Linked DNA regions of Mus musculus: regions 1 and 3 are each linked to region 2. Evidence: chromatin loops called from intact Hi-C (ENCODE). Cell type or tissue: left cerebral cortex. All regions are shown on one strand. Each heading gives the region's core, and the rest is flanking DNA. Links, peaks and the distances in the headings are about the cores only.

The links. Peaks named below come from ENCODE experiments on the same cell type or tissue, not always from the same donor. Only the 100,000 strongest peaks of a DNase experiment are listed, where the experiment ranks them.
Region 1: a loop joins it to region 2, with 2.3 times the contacts of the local background. A loop is called at or near these places in 11 of 42 quality-filtered maps.
Region 3: it touches region 2 in a loop (7-fold over the local background); 14 of 42 quality-filtered maps call a loop at or near these places.

Annotation. Positions count from the first base shown.
Region 1 is chr10:32,703,065-32,710,930 of GRCm38, forward strand. All of the region lies in intron 1 of Nkain2 (Na+/K+ transporting ATPase interacting 2), which reads right to left. Among named protein-coding and RNA genes, the nearest start is that of Nkain2, 180 kb to the right of the region's middle. In left cerebral cortex, for the core only: a CTCF peak has its summit at 3,738 (motif pointing right); no DNase peak of the experiment used is centred there.
Region 2 is chr10:32,886,825-32,894,690 of GRCm38, forward strand. It overlaps Nkain2 (Na+/K+ transporting ATPase interacting 2), which reads right to left and starts at 3,091. Exons shown (of 7, transcript NM_001013411.2): 1 at 2,819-3,091. The coding sequence starts at 2,872. In left cerebral cortex, for the core only: a CTCF peak has its summit at 4,168 (motif pointing left); DNase peaks (open chromatin) are centred at 2,941, 3,234, 3,497 and 4,024; H3K4me3 peaks cover 2,817 bases; H3K27ac peaks cover 2,305 bases.
Region 3 is chr10:31,738,807-31,746,672 of GRCm38, forward strand. Nkain2 (Na+/K+ transporting ATPase interacting 2) reads right to left here. Exons shown (of 7, transcript NM_001013411.2): 5 at 7,696-7,756. Among named protein-coding and RNA genes, the nearest start is that of Rnf217, 130 kb to the left of the region's middle. In left cerebral cortex, for the core only: a CTCF peak has its summit at 3,793 (motif pointing right); a DNase peak (open chromatin) is centred at 3,802.

The sequences.
Region 1 (7,866 bases), core at 1,675-6,674, 180 kb before region 2:
GAGAGAGAGAGAGAGAGAGAGAGAGAGAGAAAGACTTAACACATAAGTAAGGAGTTAATCCATACTTCCTTTAAAGGTGTGTATAATAATGTATTCATCATTTCTTAGCTCTTATTAGTGCATTGTTTTATTTCTGCTGATATAATCTAAAGGGAGGCATGGCTAAGAAAATAGCTCATGTTTACTTTATTATTTGGGATGAGTTGGTTACAGAATAGGTTAATAACTTTATTCTCTGTTTCCTTTTTAAAAAGTTTTTCTATCCCTTTCTTTTAATAACCAAACATGTATTAAAATTTGGGAATGAATGGATTCCAATCGAGAAAATTAATTCATTAACAATGAGTAGCCACAAAGGTCAAAGCAGCTAAATTTCCATTATCAGAAGCATTACAAGCTCTTTATCTTCGCTTACCTTCTGTGCGGCTCATTCTCTGTAAAGAAATGCTAATGCGAGACAGGCAGTCTTCTCCAAGTTCCATTATCATTTTCTCTTATAATATAACAGACAGAAGACAATTCTTGCTACAACATCAGTTCTCTCTTCAAACCCCCACATACAGGTGTCATCTGAGCTGCACAATCTTACCACTGTGTTGCCAGCCTGAGAAACAAAATTCAGTGACCATTCTTCTTGCATAAACGACAACACTCTCTCAGACCTATCTATCACCACAATGGGCTTACCCATGGACAGACAGAGGGAAGGATAGAAGGACAAACTGGTGGTCAGATGGGTGAGTGGGCAGGCAGTTGGGTGGAATGATGGGTCACACACACACACACACACACACACACAGAGAGAGAGAGAGAGAGAGAGAGAGAGAGAGAGAGAGAGAGAGGGACAGACAGACAGACAGGCAGGCAGGCAGGCAGACAGAGAGAGATTACAGCTTCTCAGGATGTTTCTGTATGTTGTCCATCATAACTACTGAGAAGAAAAGAAGCATGCATTTTTTAAATTTTTAACTGATTCAGTCCTTTTTTGTTGTTGAACATACAAGATTTTAGTCTAAAGGAAAAACCCAGCAGGAACCAATAAAGCCTACTGCTATGCTCACATCAAAGCTTCACTTTTTTAAAAAATAAACTATATTTTTTATTTTTTTCCTTTATCCTTCAGGGAAAATATCCTTTCTGATAAAAGTATAGTGTTGCTGATTTGGAAAGGCAGCTGTGAGTTCACCTGTAACACTGCACAACATGCCTGATCGATTTCCCTAGTATGTCTTCACTCTGATCTAACAACAGTTGGTAGGTATAGATGTTAGAGATTCACTTTCATGATTTATATGAAAACATTTCCACTTTCACCATTGTTCCTAAAATCCTGAGTGTTCCATGTCTTCATTACTGTGTCAAAAGCCTCTGAGAAATTTCTTCTATCCTAATTTTCCAACTAAAAAATGTCCATCAAAAAGGAAATTAAAGTACGGTTTTTATTCAGTGTTATGCTGGATGTATTTTTTAAATTAATTTATTTTTTACACTCTATATTCCATTCCCTGCCTCCTTATCCACCCTCTGACTGCTCCACATCGCACAACTCCTCCCCATCCCACCCCTGTCTAAAATGATTTTTGTTTGTTTGATTGGGTTTGAAATAATTTGTCACTCTATATAATTTTCTTGAATTTTAAATGGCACAAATTATGAATATGTGCATAAAACATTATCTAAGGAAATATTTTAGCAGTTCTACAAGTTTTTCTTCTGGCCAAAAATCTGAAAGTTTACTAGATTCACATGTTCAGTATTCCAATGAGTTTTCATAAATAGAATCTTTAGACATGGAGATGTGCTCAGCAACTCAGAAAGCAAAATTTTGACATGTCCTATAGTGATGATGTCTGATTTTCCCTATCCTTAGCAATGAGGTCTCTTAATCTTCAACTGAAATTGTACGTTGATGATATCTTTCTCATCTACACTAGCAGACAAGACCCAGCTATACCCAAGTATGATAAAGGCATACAAGCTCTATTTTTTCCAGGCATTATTACCCCCTTTACTTCCTTTAATTCTTTCTCACTTTTCTTCTTACCAAATTTGTTTAATGTAATATTTAAAAAATTCTTAAAGTTGTAAGTCTGAATTACTTGTAAAAACCTTTAGGAATATGATGGCTTAACTATATGCATACAGGGATTAAAAACATAAATTCTGATGCTGACTTTAGAGTTCTAAGGTTTTCATCAGGAATGATTAGAGTGCCGATGTATAGAGAAAGCTACTGGGTGACAAAATAAGAGAAAGCTACTGGGTGACAAAATAATGACACATCTAAATCTTTCTTTAATGTTAAATTTTTCAAAGTAGCAGTTTTTGTTTTGGTATATAAGGAACATAAGACAATATATCATATGTACATAAAAATTACCGAATATACTGTTCTTCAATTTCAAGATAATAAATATATGCTTATATGATAAATTTGTTTAATATTCACTTTGTTTAGTATGTATCAGGGGCTGTGCTAAGAAATAATGTATATTTGATCATCTATGTAAATCTCACAGCAACTGTGCACTGAATTTGGAAAGTCCAAATTCTACAATCCTTTGATCTTAACTGCAGGGATAGGGACTCATTCCTAGAAGACACGGCAGAATGAAAACTAAACAATGGGGAAATGCTATTAACAAATAAGATATTTGTGAATTTTGAAAATTAAACTGATTAATATTCTCTGAGAAAACATCAAGTCCTGTCCTCACCTAGCTCTTTCTATAGCAACCAAAGAGGACTTTCACTCCTTTATAACATTCTTATTTTGAGAATCATTCTATATATCCACTAAGATTAGGAAGCAGTATTTTCAGTGACTCATCTGATAATCCGAGGTTCCCTTCATCAGGTTTCATAATAAATTATACTTTTCATTTAGTAATTAACCTTCTGTTATGCTTGGTATCATAAGAATTCTTTGAATTCTCTGATGGCCTATAATCAAATACAAATTAAATATTAATGCTAGTAAAATATTTTAACAATGTATCTTAGTTATCAGGGCTCTTCCAAAACAATGTTAACCTATTTTGTAGCCTTTTAAAACATTTTAAATCTTTCAAAACAATCTAACTAGTTTTGAACAATTTTTTTCAAATAAGTTAAATTGTCCAATAGGAAGTGGATATAAAACCAATCAGTATTCACGTGATTTTATTCATCCAGAGAGGAGAAGACCACTAAGATAATCCCCAAGGCCTCCTAAACCAACCAAGGATCTGCATCTAACCAATATACAACAAAGTTTCATTGAAGGAAATGTGATTTTTATCACAGTTTTCAGAAGAATGTATGACTAGAACTTCTGGTGTGTAGGAATTAAAACACAGATTCCCATTCAAACTGACAAAAAGTGATTGATTATAAAGTGATGTGGCCATTTTGTCTAGGCAGAAGAGCTTTAAAGAAAAGCAATTTGCAAGAGACCAGTCCATGCAGGAGAGCTCGCAGGCATCAGAAGCAACAGAGCTTCTTGGACAAGGTCTCTTTCAGACCTTTATCTTCAGCCAGGAGGCAGAGCTGAGACCCAAACCTCTGTGCACCTTCCCTGCCAGAGGAGAGTCAGCCTCCAGGGAGGGCACTGACACCTGTACCACCTTGTATCCTGGGTCTCTCCGAGACCAGTCCACACTGGAGAGCACAAGGGCCTCAAAAGCAAAAGAGCTTTTGGGCATGGTCACTTTGGGCCTTCATCTTCAGCCAGGAGATGGAGCTGCACTCCAAACTTCTGTGCACCTTCCCTGTAAGAGAAGAGCTTGCCTGCAGAGAGTGCTCTGACCACTGGGACTCAAGAGAGAGTTGGACTCCCAGGAGTGCTAACAGAGGCTAACAGAATCACAGGAGAAACAAGCTCCAGCCAGAGACAGCTAGAACATCTAACACCAGAGATTACCAAATGGTAAAAAGCAAATGTAAGAATCTTATTAACAGAAGCCAAGACCACTTGGCATCATCAGAACCTAGTACTCCCAACACAGTAAGTCCTGGATACCCCAATACACCCGAAAAGCAAGAATCAGATTTAAAATCATATCTGGTATGATGGTGGCAGAGGATTTTAAAAAGGGCATTAATAACTCACTTAAAGAAATACAGGAGAAAGCTGATAAACAGGTAGAAGCCCTTAAAGAGGAGGCACAAAAATCCCTTAAAGAATTACAGGAAAACACTGCAAAAGAGGTAGAAGTCCTTGAAGAGGAAACACAAAATTCCCTTAAAGAATTACAGGAAAACACAACCAAACAGGTGATGGAATGGAACAAAACCATCCAAGTTCTAAAAATGGAAGTAGAAACAATAAAGAAAACTCAAAGGGAGACAACTCTGGAGATAGACAACCTAGGAAAGAAATAAGGAACCATAGATGCAAGCATCAGCAACAGAATACAAGAGATGGAAGAGAGAATCTCAGGTGCAGAAGATTCCATAGAAAACAAGGACACATCAATCAAAGAAAATGCAAAATGCAAAAAGATCCTAACTCAACTAACCCAGGAAATCCAGGACACAATGAGAAGACCAAACCTAAGGATAATAGGTATAGATGAGAATGAGGATTTTCAAAATAAAGGGCCAGTAAATATCTCCTACAAAATTATAGAAGAAAATTTCCCTAATCAAAAGAAAATGATGGCTATGAACATACAAGAAGCCTACATAACTCCAAAAAGATGGGACCAGAAAAGAAATTCCTCTTGACACATAATAATCAGAACAACAAATGCACTAAATATAGAATATTAAAAGCAGTAAGGGAAAAAGTTCAAGTAACATATAAAGGCAGACCTATTAGAATTGCACCAGACTTCTCACCAGAGACTATGAAAGCCAAAAGATTCTGGACAGAGGTTATTGAGACCCTAAGAGAACACAAATGCCAGTCCAGGATACTATACACAGCAAAACTCTCAATTACCATAGACGGAGAAAAAACCAAAGTATTCCATGACAAAAGCAAATTCACACAATATCTTTCCATGGATCCAGCCCTTCAAAGGATAATAAAGGAAAACCTCTAACACAAGGAGGGAAATTATGCCCTAGAAAAAGCAAGAAAGTAATTCTTTAACAAACCTAAAAGAAGTTAGCTGCAAGAACAGAATCCCAACTCTCACAACAAAAATATCAGGAAGCAGCAATTACTTTTCCTTAATGTATCTTAATATCAATGGACTAAATTCCCAAATAAAAAGACATAGACTAACAGACTGGCTACATAAATAGTAACCAACATTTTGCTGCATACAGGAACCCCACCTCAGGGACAATGATAGACACTACCTCAGAGTAAAAGGAGGGGAACTTCATACTCATCAAAGGTAAAATCTTCCAAGATGAACTCTCAATTCTGAATACCTATGCTCCAAATGCAAGGGGATCCACATTTATTAAAAAAAAAAAAAAACTATAGTAAAGCTCAAAGCACATATTGCACCTCACACAATAATAGTGGGAGTCTTCAACACCCCACTCTCATCAATGGACAGAACCTGGAAACAGAAACTAAACAGAAAAACCGTGAAACTAACAGAAGTTATGAAAGTAATGGATTTAACAGATATCTACAGAACACTTTATCCTAAAACAACAGGATATGCCTTCTTCTCAGCACCTCATGGTACCTTTGACAAATTGACCATATAATTGGTCACAAAACAGGTCTCAACAGATACAAAAATATTGAAATTATCCAATGAGAAAGAAATTAGGGAAACAACACCCTTAACAATAGTCACAAAATATATAAAATACCTTGGTGTGACTCTAACTAAGGAATTGAAAGATCTGTACTACAAGAACTTCAAATCTCTGAAGAAAGAAATTGAAGAAGACCTCAGAAGATGGAAAGATCTCCCATGCTGATGGATTGGCAGGATTAATATACTAAAAATGGCCATCTTACTGAATGCAATTGTGATAAAAAAAACTGCATGGTACTGATACAGCAATAGACAGGTAGATTAATGGAATAGAATTGAAGGCTCAGAAATGAACCCACACACCTATGGTGACTTGATCTTTGACAAGGGAGCTAAAACCATCCAATGGGAAAAAAGACAGCATTTTCAACATATGGTGCTGGCAAAACTGGCTGTTAGCATGTAGAAGAATGCAAATTGATCCATTCTTATCTCCTTTACAAAGCTCAAGTCTAAGTGGATCAAAGATGTCCACATAAAACCAGAGTCACTGAAATTTATAGAGGAGAAAGTGGGGAAAAGCCTCGAAGATATGGGCACAGGGGAAAAATTCCTGAACAGAACAATGGCTTGTGCTATAAGTTCAAGAATAGACAAATGGGACCTCATAAAATTGCAAAGCTTCTGTAAGGAAAAAGATACTGTCAATAAGACAAAAAGGCCACCAACAGATTGGGGAAGGATTTTTACCAATCCTAAATCTGATAGGGCACTAATATCCAATATATACAAAGAGCTCAAGAAGCTGGATTCCAGAAATTCAAATATCCCCACTAAAAATGGGGTACATACCTAAACAAAGAATTCTCAACTAAGGAATACCGAAGGGCTGAGAAGCACTTGAAAAAATGTTCAAAATCCTTAATCATCAGGGAAATGCAAATCAAAACAACCCCGAGATTCCACCTCACACCTCTCAGAATGGCTAGGATCAAAAATATAGGTGACAGCAGATGCTGGCAAGGATGTGGAGAAAGAGGTCCACTTCTCCATTGCTGGTAGGATTGCAAGTTTGTACAACCACTCTGAAAATCAGTCTGGAGGTTCCTCAGAAAATTGGACATAGTACTGCCGGAGGATCCAGCAATACCACTCCTGGGTATATACCCAGAAGAAGTTCCAACTAGTAATAAGGACACATGCTCTACTATGTTCATAACAGCCTTATTTATAATAGTCAGAAGCTGGAAAGAACCCAGATGTCCCTCAACAGAGAAATGGATACAGAAAATGTGATACGTTTACACAATGGAGTACAATGCAGCTATTAAAAACAATGAATTTATGAAATTCTTGGGCAAATGGATGTATCTGGAGGGTATCATCCTGAGTGAGGTAACCCAATCACAAAAGAAGTCACTTGATATGCACTCACTGACAAGTGGATATTAGCCCAGAAACTTAGAAAGGCCAAGATACAATTTGCAAAACACAAGAAAATCAAGAAGAAAGACCAACAAGTGGATACTTCATTCTTCCTTAGAGTAAGGAACAAAATACCTGTGGAATGAGTTACAGAAACAAAGTTTGGAACTAAGATGAAAGGATGGGCCATCCAGAGACTACCCTACCCAGGGAGCCATCCCATAATCAGCCACTAAATACAGACACTATTGCACTGCCAGCAAGATTTTGCTGAAAGGACCCTGATATAGCTGTCTCTTGTGAGGCTGTGCTAGTGCCTGGCAAATACAGAAGTGAATGCTCACAGTCATCCATTGGATAGAACACAGGGTCTCCAATGAAGGAGCTAGAGTAATTACCGAAGGAGCTGAAGGGGACTGCAACCCTATAGCTGTAACAACAATATGAACTAATCAGTACCCGCCGAATTCATGTCTCTATCTGCATATGTAGCAGAAGATGGCCTAGTTGGCCATCATTGGGGAGAGAGGCCCCTTGGTCTTGCAAACTTTATATGCCCCAGTACAGGGGAAATACCAGGGCCAAGAAGTGGGAGTGGGTGTTTAGGGGAGTAGGGTGGGGGGAGGGTATAAGGGACTTTAGCTATAGCATTTGAAATGTAAATGAAGAAAATATCTAATAAAAAATGAAAGAAAAAGTTAAAAGTGGTTTATTTATTCACACCAATTCTCTCTTATTCTCATAGATTGATGAAGATTTTTGATGGTAATCAAAGTTAAGTGTTTCTTTTGGA
Region 2 (7,866 bases), core at 1,719-6,718:
ATTCAGATGTTACAATAATAAACATATATTTATGCCTTCACTCTGTCAAACACTGAGATTTTAAAAACATATTTTATATAATTAACAGCAAGGATATACACTCCTGGCTAGAAAAATGCCTCTGGAGCTTATGAACCTGTTCTTCACATGTCAAATGTCCAAAATACCACATCTGCTTTGAAAATAATGAGACAAATGAGGTCTCTGTTTCTACAGTACTTAACAATACTACATCCTTTTCTAAGATTAGCTATAAATTGATGTAATTTTTCAACTGAAACACAACACTCAATTTATAAGATTACAGATTAATGCTTTTAGAAACTTAAGTTATTTAATAAAAAGAGAATTTAATCTTAGGTATCTTTGGCTTCCAGTAGTTTTAACAAATCTCAGGTTGTGTTTATGAAAGTAAAGCAGGCATAAAAGTCTCAACACACTGAACATTTCAGAAGTCAACAAAACTGGAATCTCTCTGCCAGCCAATGATACAACAAGTCAAAACTTAGGCTGGGAATATGGTTTTTATGTAAAATAAAATTTTCCCAGACTAACCCAAAGATGTGCCAAAATTTTGTATCTATAAACATAGAGTGAAACATGTACTTCCACTCATAGGTGTTCCACAACACTTTGCAAAGAGTTACTTTATGTCAGATTGCATAAATATCTCTACAACACAGCAATGAACAAGAATCTCTTATGCCCTACAGGCTTTTACTATTTCACTCCATTAGAACAATTAATTGTCTTTCTCCTTTGTTTTTGTTCTATCTCTGCATTAACATGGCTGCTAATTATATTAGTCTGGTGGCACAAGAAGAGGGAAAGGAAAAAGACCAGGATTTTCTCATGAAGCATAGAATACTTCTCAGGACCCCTAGCTGTGCGCTTGCTTAGGCTGAACATGCCTGTCTTACAGCCAACTCTATTTTGTTGGAGAACATAGTCATTATTAAGGTTTCTTTTCCATTAAGTATTCTAGCTCCTCTACAAGAAATAGTTGCATATATGCACACACACGAGAGAGAGAGAGAGAGAGAGAGAGAGAGAGAGAGAGAGAGAGAGAGAGAGCAACAGAAGAAATCTACAGCTGTATCATGTTTGTATATTTAGCTTCCTCACTGGTATATTTATATTTTCCAATTATTTTAAGAATTTATATTCATCATACAAAATGTCATCTGATCCCAATACATACAGTTGCCCTACATACAATTGCCCTACCACATTAATAAAGCTCCTCTCACGTTAAACAATTTAGAGTTAACTTCCATGTTTCTAAACTGAGAGGAATATAAGAATGTTCTACCCACCAACCTATTCTTAGTTTTACACTTTACAACTGTGATACTGCAAATATAGACTATTCTGAAACCTATACAACACACACACATGTTTGGGAAATGCAATGCAACTTGGAATATTTGGGTTACATTGGTAGTTTTACAAAGTAAACTCTGGTTAGCTCTATTGTTAATGGCAATAGTTCTTTGCTGCAATACTTATATGAATCTGGGGTAGAGATATAGAAGCTGGTTTACATAGCATTGAGAATACATAAAGCTCCTAAAATTAGATCTCTTCTTTTCCCTTACAACCAAGTCCATAATACACAATTCACAGATTAAGGAATACACCATCCAGGACTTTCCTGGGTGGCGGTGGGATACCAGAGCTGAGATGCCTCAAACACTTTAAGTAAGTTTTTTTAAAGGAAAAAAGAAAGAGAAAAGAAAGAAATAAAAGAAGAACCCTCTGCAGGTCTTTGCAAGTGATAAACAGTGAAGAAAACTTAAGAAATTCTTTTGTCAGTTTTAATAGCAAATTCTTGTTCATTTAAACACCCTGCGATGACTGGATTTTCAATAATTGTCTTCCATTCTACAGCCCCCAACCCTTTATAAAACAAATAAGGGGAACTGTTTAGACTAATTTATACTTTCTATGGAAAGCTACTTGGTGTTGCAGAAGTGCCCCCTATTTCAAATTAACCATTTGCCACTGACATAAATTTTCACCCTATCTTCCCCTAAGCCCCTCCTCCTATTGCCTTTAGGAATTGAAATCGAGACATTATTTGCATTCTTGGCTTTTTAAAAGCAGCAATAGGATATTCTTCCAAACTTACATACAATCCCCCATCCTGTGAGATCAAACAATAGCATCAATTTCAGTGGCAATATTGTACATTATGGAAGACAAGATATTATTTCTTCTTGGAATTTTTGTAGCTCTTATGTTTTAAAGGTCCACTCTGGGGCAATGGTGTTGCAGAGTTTAAGTATCTCTCTCTGATCTACATACTTTTAGAACTCACTGTGGCTTTTTAGTTCAGAATGCTGCTAGAACACATCTGACCTAAACAAGGAGTTTTTAAGAAAATTATAAGACAATATATTCTAAGAAAATATCAAGCGACGATAAATAAATACTTCAAAACAAGTATATAAAAGCCTGAAAATCTGCTTTTCAACTTACACGCATATATAGTAAAATATATATGACAACCATCCTGTTCACATTAGCAAGAATGCCAAGCATAAAAGGAGAGCAACATCTCCACTCCCTTAAAGAAATTAAAGATAACAAGTTTAACCTGCACCTGCAAAACTGTCCTTAGAGGGACAGAAACGGGGAAAGGCAGAAAGGCTCACTTCTGCTGCACCCCTAAAATCATTTTAAATACAGGTAATATGTGGCATCTTTTATCTCTTCTTTTCCCTTCCGTCCTGCTCAATGGCAGATCTCTTACTACACTCCCTGCCCACTCTCTCAATGGTACATAAGAGAATAAGAGAACCCAAGCGTCACTTACCAGTTGCATGCCACAGATAAAGATAAGCGTGCACCTGCCACTGCAATAACCCATGGTTTCCGAGACCCCTGCCACAGCCAGGCTGTCCCACGTCGGCCACCGTCGAGGCCCCAGTTTATCCAATCAGATCGTGGGGAAGGACAGGAGAACCTGCCCAGGGCTCTAGGGCTCCCAGATGCCGCTGCCAATGTCCAGGGAAGTGACAGTGTCCTGCGCGGCGGCGGCTGCCCCAGCCGCGCCCGCCACACATACCTTTACTCGTTCACTGCACTCCCAGCGCCGCGGGCAGCGCCGCCCAAGGAGACGCGCCCGGGCCCCGCAGGGGCAGCAGCGGCAGGCAGACAGCGCCGCCGAGCCCTGGGGCATCTGGCCCGCCAAGTTGCGGCCCACGCCCGACGAGCGCTCGCCCGCCCCGCACTCCCTCCCCACGCACGGGTGCGCGGGCTCCCGGGGCGGCTGAGATGCGCGCCGGGCGCCTCTGTTCTGCGCTCCGCGTGCGGGGCCCAGGGGCGGGGCGGCTGCGGGGGCCGCGCGGACGCCCTGCGGCGCCCTTCCCCTTGCCTAGATGAGCGGATCCCCTCCCAATCAACAACTTCTCAGAGGTCGTGGCGGGCAGCAGCCCTGGCCGTTGCGGGCGTGGTGTCGCGGTGCCTGGGAGCTGCGGGGGCGTTGACTGCGGGAACAACGCGAGGGATCGGGTCGGAGGAGTCCCGGTGGCATGGCTGGCTGGCTTGCTTGCTTGCTTGCGTGCTTGCTTGCTTGCTTGCTTGGCGATGCCTTGCTTTGTTGGTATCGGTCTTGCTGAGGCAACCCTGCCAGAAGCATTACACGTGCAAGCTGTGGTGTGTGTGTGTGTGTGTGTGTGTGTGTGTGTGTGTGTGTGTGTGTGTGTGTGTGAAAGTACGGTTATGAAAAGGGATGGTGAGATATCAACTGGGGTGCCGCTAAGGCATTCTTCCCCACTGGAAAACCTGCATGCACTTACAGCAAAGAGCGGAGGGAGAGAAGTGGACACGGTGGCGGCCAACCAACAGTCCTGTGCTTGGCACGAGGCAAGGACAGCAAGGGACAGAGATTCCAGAGTTTCAAAGATTAGCCTGCTACAAGGACCGAACGGAATTGCCTCTTGAAGTTGCAAAATGTAGGGAGCCAGAGGAAATGTAGGAGTTTGGTTTTGGTGCTTCAGACTGCTTTCTTAACAATGGAAGGAGCCGATGAAATTTGAGCACTTATCTACCAGACCTCATGCACCATCCGGTTGGTTATGTGTCCTTGCTTGGTCATACTCCAGGTTTGACAGCAGCAGTTACCTGCGGACACGCACTCTGGAGCCTGTTGCTGCCACCTACGGGTAAAAAGCTGAAGGGAAAAACATGCTGGAGCAAGTGATGGTCATTTAGACCTTGGTGTTCAGAAGAGGGCATTTCATTTACAGTCCCAACAGCTACTGAAAGCATTCCTAATCTGGCTACAGAGAGAGGGTGTACTGTTGAGATCCACTGGATAGTAAAGCCATTGGAATAAAGTGCTGTGAGTGAAAAGAACTGTTCATGGAGCTAAAAAATACCATCGTTAGAGATGTAAAACCGGAAAAAAAGAAAAAAAGCTAACCAACAAGGTTCGTGAGACAAGTAGGACTTAAGCCTCCTTGAAAAACGACATTTGTGTATGGTAACTTTACCCACACTGAGGACCTAGTCTCCCTTCCATCAGCATCAGCTTGAGAATCATTTAGACTGTACCGTAAAACGTAATTCTATCTGTAGTCACTATTTCTTCCTCATTCTTAATCACTGAACTATGACCTTTCAACACATGGCATTCCTCTCTTTTTGTGGGCACACTGAATTGTTTCCTAAGCAGAGGAGGCTCTTGGCTAAGAAATAAAATGATTTCCTTGAAACCCATCTTTATCGGGCAACGGAGGAGAGGTGGGGGATGATGACCTCAGCCTTTTCAACGCACATATTGGAAATGCCAAAAACAGATTAGTCCATGCCATGGGGTCTCCACCAGCATTCAGTCCTGATTCTCTACAATAGTAACCATTTCATTTCATCTCATCTCTCTGCTCCAGTCCCCATGACTTCCTGGGACAACTTTCAAATAAAGCAATTGTGATGTAATCTTGTATCTGGTATCTGCCTTAAGGGAAACCCAATCAAATAAAATATTCCTCAAGGGCTTTTATGGTAGATATTTTACTGGTATAGTAGCAACGACAAATGTAATTGATGGTAATTCAGTATTGTATGCAACTAGTATCTACTTGATGAATCTACATCACATTGTCTCATTCATTACAGGAAACCTGGGAAGTGATACAATGCCAATTCCCAAGTAAAAGAAACTAAAATATTAGGCAGGAGAAGTATCTCTATAAAAGAGATGCATGTTCTCAGACAGAACAGTCAAGTTGGAATGCTCATCTTCTGTAAATAAAAATTGGTGTCCCAAATCACTGTGCAATACACCATCATTGATATTTTAATGAGTTTCTCAGCCATCTTCTAGTTTCACCCAGAAGTGATACTAAACATGTTTAGAGGGTGTTTAAGTATTTACTTCTTTGTGAAGTAAATTCCTATCACGTCCTTTATACACAACATAGCTAATGCCGGGCTTCTGCAAAGGTGCCCTAGTTACAGATGCAATCCCATTCCTTGAGGTGGCTGTACCTTTCTTGTTGCTTTTCCTTTTGTCCCTGGAACTAAACACCTTCCTGGAAGGAACATTAATCACAGCTGAGAGTCCTAGCTGTTCCATAGAAGTGTGTAGAGAAAAGAGATGTCTGAAATTGGAAAGTCGATTGCATTTTCACTTAGAAAGAAGGTCATAAAGTGTTTAGCTATGAGGTGCTAAGGGCTTTCCTTGACTTGTCTGATGACATAACTATTGTTAATTACCTTGATTCTGTGGGGGAAATGTCTACACATCTGCATACCTCCATCTGGACTCACCTTGACAAATGGCTTTAAAGTGCTTTTCAAGGTTTATTCACACCCACTTCATTTTCTTTCAGGACAACTCACTGTCTGTCCTGAGCACACAGCATCTAAGCCAGTTAGAGGTGACTCCATACTCAGCTATGACAAAATTCTCATGCCTGGGTGTGTATCTCCTCTGAGCAGTTTCACTACAAGTTTACACAGTCTTTATTGCATTTAACAAATAGACCAGTAACAATTATCCTTACAGTCACTAAAATAACATTTAACTGATTAGATAACTTGAACAAATGTGGATAAGGAGCATATTAAAATATTGATAGTAAATAAAATTAAAGTAATCATAAGTCTTTCTGCCTGTTTCCATACAATGTTTCTTTTACAAATATAGGACTATATTAGCAGAATATATTCTAATATGATGGGTCATCTTTGTTGTGATTGACTGTGGTCATTATTATTAGGCTTATGAACTCTGAACCCAGAGGGTTTGGATTGTTATAGCAAACTCTACCATTTATCAACCAATTTTAGACAAATGTGCCTTAGTTTTCTTAACTATACAATATGTCATAGCACTGTTGTGTTAGTATACACAAAGCTTTCAATATAATGCCTACCACTTAGCTACTATAACTTTTCCAGTTATCATGATTCTGCCTGTCATAGATCTTTAACATTGATCACAATGCTAAATCCAACATAAAATATGCTTAATTCATATTTTTGTCTCCCTACAGGTTTGTGGTAGACAAAATAGTTGTTCCCTAAATGTGCCCACATTGTAATTATTGAAACCTCGGAATTTCTAGTGAATATGCCACTAGTAACCACTGATTTTGCTGAACTGGTTAAATAAGATGAGTAGAGATGTTGGATTATCTTGTTGAACCTCGTACCACCTGGAGTTCTTGGAAGCAAAGAACTTTTTCTAAGTGCAGAGTGTTTTATAGGCTGTCAAATAAAGAGGCTATGACCATAGCACCTTGGGCATCCTCTAGAAGTGAAAAAGGTGAAGGCTCACTCCTCCATTATACACAGAAGTAATGCATTAATGCTTACAGCTTGATATAGAACTATGATGGATTTTTATATGCATGCATATATGTGTGTACAGTTATATAAAACTATTGAATCTATAACTTGTTATGAGTTCAGTTGAAAACCATTGGCATTTTATTCTGATATTTAACTTTTACAAATGTGAATATGTAGGTATGTTTTTATTTTTTTGCATTATGTTTCTTTCCTTATGATGTTCCTAGAAACTTACATATAGTCAAGGAAAAGTACTTTCACACTTCTTCTAAAGGGTCTTAGTAGTCTTACCTCTTGCCCCACCACCAATGAATAGTAACCCCTAAAAAACTTTTTGTTCTACTTCACATGTGTTCATAATGTACTGTGTTCTAAAAATGAATCACATTGAATCACTTTTTATAATAATTTCTCGGAAAAGTTCAACTCCTTTCCTTAATAAAATTATCTAGTGACAGATTCAATCATAAAGAACCACAGCAATAAAAGTCCATTTATCTATTCAACCAAACTGCGAGCCTTCAGGGAAAACTTTGAAAAGAGGTTAAGCCAAGATGAAAAGAGGCAGTTTTAGTTAAGATTAATGTCTGATCAGATAATAGTATTGAATTCAATTTGAGTTCTATGGCCTGCTAAATTAAATGACTTTAACTCATGACTTATATAAACATCTGCTTGTTGTCATGAATGCAGAATTAGGTATGCCTCCCTTTCATCTCCACAAACCTCAAATTTTTGAATGCTAGTAAAAATGCCACAAATGGAATGCTCTACACAGGATGCCATTTTCATGCCCAAAAGTATTTGAAAATAGCATATAAAGTTACCTTGGATTTTTTTTAAATGTACATGAAACAAATGACTTTTACATTTAGTACTGAGTACTCTCTCCAAAATATCACACTATGTATACACAAATTTTCCAAAATCTAAGAAAGAAAAAAGAAAAAAGAAAAAATAATCGGAAACATTTCTAGTCTCAAGCATTTTGGATGAAGGGTAATCCATCTGTACATTGATTTCAGTCCCTATTTAAGTGATCATGTTCATACATGAAGTTAG
Region 3 (7,866 bases), core at 1,675-6,674, 1.1 Mb before region 2:
GGGCGTCTGTGTGTGTTTGTATGAATAAGAAGCTATCTAGCATAACAGAGTAGATAATGTGAGAAAGGGGAGAAAATGAGACATGGTTGTCGAAGAATCAGCTTCTACTTTTATTTTAAAAATCTAAGTTCAGAAACAAAGCTGGTGTGTTTTCCTTAAGTCACCACAGGAGGAGCAATGCAAGAGAAAGAGATGAGACCTGGGCAAGCCGATTTTGGAGGAAATGTAAAGAGGCAGGTATTACTGCTCTCTAGACCTTGGCTGTCACTGAGAGGAACTGTCATGTGATTCATAGGTGGCATAATGTATTCATCTGTCCACACACAGGTCACATGCTCAATCTTTTATTTTCACACAAGGCAAAACCTCCCCACTTGCTTTGAAAATTATAAAAGGTGACTTAGTATACTTAGTGTTTCAACTGCTTAGAATCAATTGAAGTCTAAGGTGATGTCACCTATCTGTGTTGTCTGTCTTATATTCCAAGAAATGTTTTTGTAAAATCAATTGGTTAACTCCTTATGTTTCAAAAACATACTGTGTCTTCTTCCAGTGTGTGAGACATGTGTGGGTTCCAAAAGCATCCCCAACACTCTTTTATCCAGAGTCAGCTTTAATGCCCTAGATTATGGAAGATCAGTGATCTAATCTTTTCAGAAGATTATAAAATATAGGTGTTGAAATAGAGCAGCAGGCATCATTTTTCTATTATTTCAAAGCTTAAAAAAAATCATGATATTTAGTGGTGGCTGTATACACCTTTAATTTTGGCACTTGGGAAGCAGAGGCAAACAGATCTCTGAGTTTGAGGCTAGCCTGGTCTACAGAGCAAGCCAGGGCTACATAGAGTGACCCTGTATCCTTCCACCATCTACTGCAAAGAAAAGGAATCTTAGGGAAAATGAAAGGACCTTAAAATTCTAAATTTCTGTGCTTTGAGAGGATCAAGAGGGAGGAAGGGATATCTTTCGCAATGACCCAACTATGGTTCTGCACAAGACAACTAAATGTTAGTGGCCTCCAATATCTGGACCTTTCCCATTTAATAATATGTGATGTTGCTCAGAGTTAAGGAAAAATAATGAGTTTTGGTCTGATTGGAAATTGGTAGATAAAGACAAGGTTATTTCACTTGGTAATCTGTCAACTCCCTAAGATTATTATTGTTATAAAGAGATGACCAAATATATAAGCTATGCATCTTTCATTGGATTGTTTGAGTATGTCTGTCTGTAAATAAAACAGGCTATTCTTCTTTCCCTTCACCTGCCAAGCAGGCATATATATGCTGTACTTTTTTCTGAACTGCTTGATACCACTTCTGAGGTTATGTATGGGGAGGGATTTAAAATAACAAGAAAACTCAGGTTACCAAGCACAGTGTATAGCATGACCTGAACAATGATGTTTGCAGCATGATGGATGACTGACAGGAAGAAAAGCAGGAAGGAAGGGTGGAAAGGAGACAAGAACAGATGGGAGGCAGGACAGTTGATAAAAGAAAGATCAGAACAGAAAGCAGGAAACATTATATGCCAACATGTCACTTGATGATCAGGACTCATTGTAGGGTCAGTTCGATTTTCTCTCCTCTTACTATTTTGTTTATCTGTAGGTTTTTTTTTTTTGTGATTTCTGTATAAACCTCTATTCATTTACAAGCAAGATTAAGTATGATGTTTCAAGGGCAGTGTATAGTTCCATGTACATCCCCTGCATAGTAAGTTCCTATGCTCAAACAGTTACCATCGAGCCCGGTGACACTGGCCATCTGGAGACATGCTCAAAACATACAGAATGTAGTTTGATAAACAGAGTAGGCCAGCAGACTTTAGAAGAAAAATCAAAAAAAAAAAAAGTAATAGAAAATTATCCTGAAAGCAGTGAGTTCTTTTCTGTGGTTCTCTTTTTCAAAAGAAAGATTTTATAAATTGATTGTGACTTTTGTCCCTAGGCCCCTTGACTTGAGAGAATTCAGGACAGGGCTTTATTCATTTGCATTTAGTTGGTGGGCATTTGTATGTGTCTAACTTCAAATTTAAGTAGCTAGAATTCATTTTCCAATATTGATTTCAGACTAAGTCCCTTAGGTTATGACAGTCCACAACTTTTCCCTAGGTGATTTTCATATTGAATAACATCTGGAAAAGGCATTGTGTCTCTATTAGGTAAGGTGGTAACCATAGTCATTTTTTATAGTAGCCATGGGGATTCCAGGAACTTCCTGTGGATTTAAAACTTACAATTTCCTAGGTATCCTAGAAAAAAAATGACACAGAGTTTATATATAATCTACACACACCCTGCACTAGACACAGTCATCTTTGGATTACTGCATTGGATTGTATTATCCAATGCAGTGTAAATGTTCTGTTCAATAAACAGTTGCTATCATCTATCTATCTATCTATCTATCTATCTATCTATCTATCTATCTATCTATCTACTCTTTGTAACTTTTGACAAGGACAACACATCTGGCCATAGTTTGTACAAATGTACTCTTCCCTCTCCCCAAATATTTTCTATCTGCCATTTTGAGTCTACAAGTAAAGGAATCCATAGATATGGATAAAGTATTTAGAAAAAGGTACTTTAAAATGGATGCATGTACTTTGTTCTAATGAAATTACTTTAAGAAAGAAACTAATGAAAATGGAGAAGTCATGTATTGAAGGACTTTTTTTTTCCCTCTTAAAGACTGTAGATATTTTCTATAAAGATCTTTTAATAGCAGGTAACACTCGAAGGTAAATTTTTAGTATTGTCACTGAAGTGACAAAGTGTCAATGCTATGCATCAGGGGGTGGGGTCTAAGCAAGAGAAAAGTGCCATGCATATGGTAAAAAGGATGAAGACCAGTGATCCCAGACACTTTAATTTCTTTTATAGAAGATTGTAAACAAGAACAAATATGGGGTGTTAACTGGTTGGAGGAGACATGGGGCCATAAAGCTATGGTCAGAGACAGGGGAGCTGGGCTGTAAAGAGCATAGTGAGGATGCCCACTCTAAGGTATTTGCAAGAGACCAACATTTAGTTCTTAAAAGGACAAGATGTTCTCTTAAGACAGAACAAACACAAACATGTGTGTTCTAAGGGCCACTGTGCTCAAATGGTTGAGACAGTCCATGCTTTGCTTTTAGTTTTCCTTGGTGTGGAACTTTTCATCTAAAAGCAGATGATGTTACAGTTGAAAGTGTCGGGATTTCTTGCTTGATGGTAGTGAAGATGCTGCCATGCTGGGCAGCATTACTACCCAAAAATTCTAATCTGAGGCCACCTCCACTCTTCCCTCCATAAATACACTTATACATTAAAAAAGCATATTATGTGCGTGCACATGTACACGCATGCTTGCCTGCTTCTGCATGTACATATGTGCTTGTGTATGTGTGTGTGCATGTATGTGTTTGGGGTATAGCTTGATTTGTGCTCCCTCATTTTATAAATAGAAGGCTTAAATTTGAGTCAAAGCCTTTAAAGAGCCAATTAAAGTTACACACAGTCATCAGAACAGTGCTGCAGTCTAACTGGCTCGAAATTATTAAAAATAACTAGAAAGAGATGGAGAATATGGTACACAAGGACTTTGAAAAAGTACCATATATAAGGCAGGGAGAGGTCTCAGGACAATATGTGTGCTAACACCTCGATCTTGGAGTTTCAGCTTCCAGAACTGGGAGAGAATAAGTTTCTGTTGTTTAAGGTGTTGACGCTGTGGTGTGTTCTCATGGCAGCTCTACTGATTCATAGGAAACAGAACATGCTGCCTGATGTCATATTGTAGTGTGAACAGCAGGTGGCAGTGGTGTGCTGTGAGTTCATGCGGTCAGCTCATTGGCCAGGCTTTAGCTCTGGTTTTGACTATGGGGTCAAGCACAGAGAAGTTCCCGTTCAAGCTTTTCACTGCAGAGAGATGTTGTATTAGTGGATCTGTTATAAGGCTAGCCATGAAGCTTGGTAGGCTCAGTGCTCTCCTAGCACACACAAGACTGAGCTCAACTCAGCATTGCAAAAACATTGCATACTTATAATCCCTGCACTTGGGAGGAGGAATCAGATCAGAAGTTTGAAGTCATCTTGGCTACATAGTAAGTGTGAGGCTAGCCTGAAATATTAATTCCTCCTCTCAATCTCCCCTCCTCTCCCGTGTTATGCAGTCTAGTACCCTCTATTTGAATAATGATTTCTTACTATTTTATGGAGTCTAACTTGTGTTGATGCTCATGGTTCATGGTTCCTTGGAAGTTGATGCCTCTCCCTGTAGAGAGAATCTCTTTGTGTAATATTTGGAAGCATCACTTGCCAGTAAAAGGCTGATGGCCTATTAGCTGAGGCAGGAAATAGGGGGTGGGAGTTCTGGTAGGGAGATAGGAACTCTGGGTGCTGGCAGAGGTTCAAACACTGAGGACACAGATGCATGAAGTTGAGAAGAGGTAACCAGCAACGTGGCATTCATATAATACAGTAAATGGATTAATTAAGTTATGAGATATTTGGGGAATGAGTCAAAGCTTATGGCATAGGCATTCATTCATATATTATTAAATCTCAGCGTCATTATTTGGGGAACTGAGATGCAGGTAGAACATGCTGAAGGTATAAGTACCGTCTCACTTCTGCTGGGTACTCTGAAGACTGAGCACAGAGCTGTTCACTTTCAGATCCTCCGCAAGCTTATTTTATTCACCCGGTAGCCATAACCTTGTCCTTATCTCTACAGTGTGTTCTCACCACAAGTTACAGAACCTAAACTTTCCTCTAGGGATGGAGAGAACTAATTTGACAAGCAGGTAGCTTTAAAAAGATACTGTGGAAGCTTCAGTGTTGCACAAGCATCAGAGATTTCTTAAGTCTTCAAGGCTTGCTTTCAGAGTACCCCCTTTTGTTGTTTTTGTTGGCTTTCTTAAAAATAAGGGTCAAAATAATTTTCTTTATTCCCAAAGTTGGACAAACATTTCAACTCCTCTTTACTTAAGATTATTAGAAGTCAGATTTCTGGTCAGTGTCTTTCGATAAGCACATGGTAAGAGACTAAGACAATGATCGTAGTGTGAGAAATGCTAGCTAAGAGTTTACTCTGTAAACACTCCTAACTGTTGCTGGAAATCACCACAGATAAACGTAACTAGAAGTCACCAAAGGTCACTGTATGCAAGCAGCCTTGACACACATTTGTGGGCTGTGTGCTTTGCCTGTCAGAGTCTAAACCTGATGCTAATGGCTTAGGAAAGCCAGACAAACAGTTTGAGTTCTCGGATCACCATGAGGAAACTTGTATAGGATATAGTTTCTTACCCTTTGGATTAATAAAGGCAGGAATAAGGAGGTAACAAAATAGATAAAAGACATTACTTTCCGAAGTTTTGTGGAAGCATTTTATTAGATATGGTGGCATAAGATTTATCTATCTAAAAGATGTTGGAAACTTCTGATCTCCTTGGATTTACATGATATTGATAAAGCTTACTTAGGACAGAATTCCCTAAGACAACATCCCTATAATTTGTATTTTCTGACATATTAAGAATTTTAATACAAGGATTCTATATTTTGGGACTTATATTATTCTTATTTTAGTTTCTATAAAGTGAAGTTTTAACATCAGTAAAATGTCACTAGCTGTTTTTAAGTATTCTGGACTCATTCTAAAATATCTTGGGATTTTAGATATTTCTAAACCATTGCTTTAACAGTAACTGTAAACAATGATTTTGCAGGGACACAACTTTCTAAAAACGACATTTATTTAATTTATCTCTGTGTGGAGGTCAGAGAATGACATGTGAGGTTTGCTCTCTTCTTCCTACCAAGTGAGTCTTAGGGATCATCCACTGAGCTATCTGTCAGCTTAAGTACATCTTTTCCTTTTTTAATGTGTAAGGGTGTTTAGTCTTTTGTTTACATGCTACACCCATGCAGTGTCAGGTGAGGGCAGGAGATGGAGTCAAATCCTTTGGAACTAGAGTTCCATACAGTTGTTAGCAGCAGTGTGTGTGCTAAGAATCAAATCCAGGTGCGATATGTAAGGGCAGCAAGTGCTCTTAACCACTGATCTGTCTTCTTACCTTATAGACACACTTACCTTAACCACTGAGCTATCTCCTTAGATCATAGGCACACTTACCTTAACCACTGAGCTATCTCCTTAGATCATAGGCACACTTACCTTAACCACTGAGCTATCTCCTTAGATCATAGGCACACTTACCTTAACCACTGAGCTATCTCCTTAGATCATAGGCACACTTACCTTAACCACTGAGCTGTCTCCTTAGCTCATAGGCACACTTTACCTTAACCAGTAAGCTGACTCCTTAGCTCATAGGCACACTTTACCTTAACCACTGAGCTGTCTCCTTAGCTCATAGGCACAGTACCTTTTAGAGAAACCAGTCAATCCACCATCTGCTTATGATGCCTCAGAAGTTGCTCACTGTGTTTCAACATTTTTACTTTGTGTCTCAAGACTACCCTTTTTATTTCTCCTATGGGACAGTTCAGAACAATGCTATGCTCTTCCCTGGGGAACTGTGAGTATAGAGAAACTCTGCCTAGTACTATACAAACGAAACTCGATGAGGAAAAATTGAACACACTTTTTTATTGGACCACTCCCAGGGATGTCAGTGTATAAATAAGCATTCTGGTGCTTCAGTGTTAATTTTTCTTGTCTTTAGCCTTGTTAAATGGGCATAAGCATTTTGTAAAAGTGTTATTTTGGATGGAGGCTGATTACATAGCCTGATAGGTCCATATATATAAAACCTTACCTATCTTTTATCTGCCCTAATCTCTGTTAAGGCTTTTGTGTATATGACAATAACTTACTGCATATCTTCTCTTACATCTCAATCAAGCTGTCCACACTCAGGTGATTATTGTCTCCCCGCTCTACTTTCCTTAAGAAGCACTGCTATGTATTCATTTACTCATACAAGACATCTAGAAATCCACCTGATTCCTCCTTTCCCCTTATCATAGTATCCAACCACATCCTGCCCCACTACTCAAAATGTTTTAGCATGGGTCATATCATACATACCATGCTAGTTCTTAACATACCACATCATGCCATGCCATACCAGATCATGCCATATCATATTGTCTCATACCGGATCATGCCATATCATATCATATCATATCATATCATATCATATCATATCATATCATATCTTAATCAAGTCATACCATCTTATGTCATGCCATCTCAGGTCATGTCATACCTATTGTTGTTATATCAATTGGTTTCTACTAGTTATTCAATTGTTGGTATAGTTTTAAGGACTATCAACAATTATTGATTGTCAAGATTTGTAGTCCTCAATGAAACTGACACTGTACACAACGACTGAACTGTGACAAAGGAAAATATTCACATTAGCTGCTTTTAGAATTCAGGTCTGTCTCTAATCTCCTATTATATTCTCTACTAGAATTGTTCTAAGAAGAGATTTTTTTGAAATAACTTTCAATGAAAGGGGAAATGCATGTTTTCACAATGAATGCTCCTTTGTTTCTTTAATATGCTGATTCTTTTGTGAAGACTGGCATATCCTGATGGGCACTAACGACTTGTTTCCTATTCTGCTGGGGTCTTGAGGGGTGTTGTCTCTGAGATAGGAGAGCTGGGAAGCAAGCATTGAGGAAGCTTTGAACTTGAAAGACACAGGGTAGAGCTTTAATACTTACAGCTGTCCTCTTCTTCAGTTATACATCTCACAACATAACAGGCATAGATGAAGCCCGCCAGCTGAAACAAAACACACAAGCTTTAGAAATTACACAAAGGCGAGAGAGTCTGACTTCCCTGGGGGAGCAGTATTTCAAAGACAAGCGGTTAGGTTTCTATTTGGGCTTCAC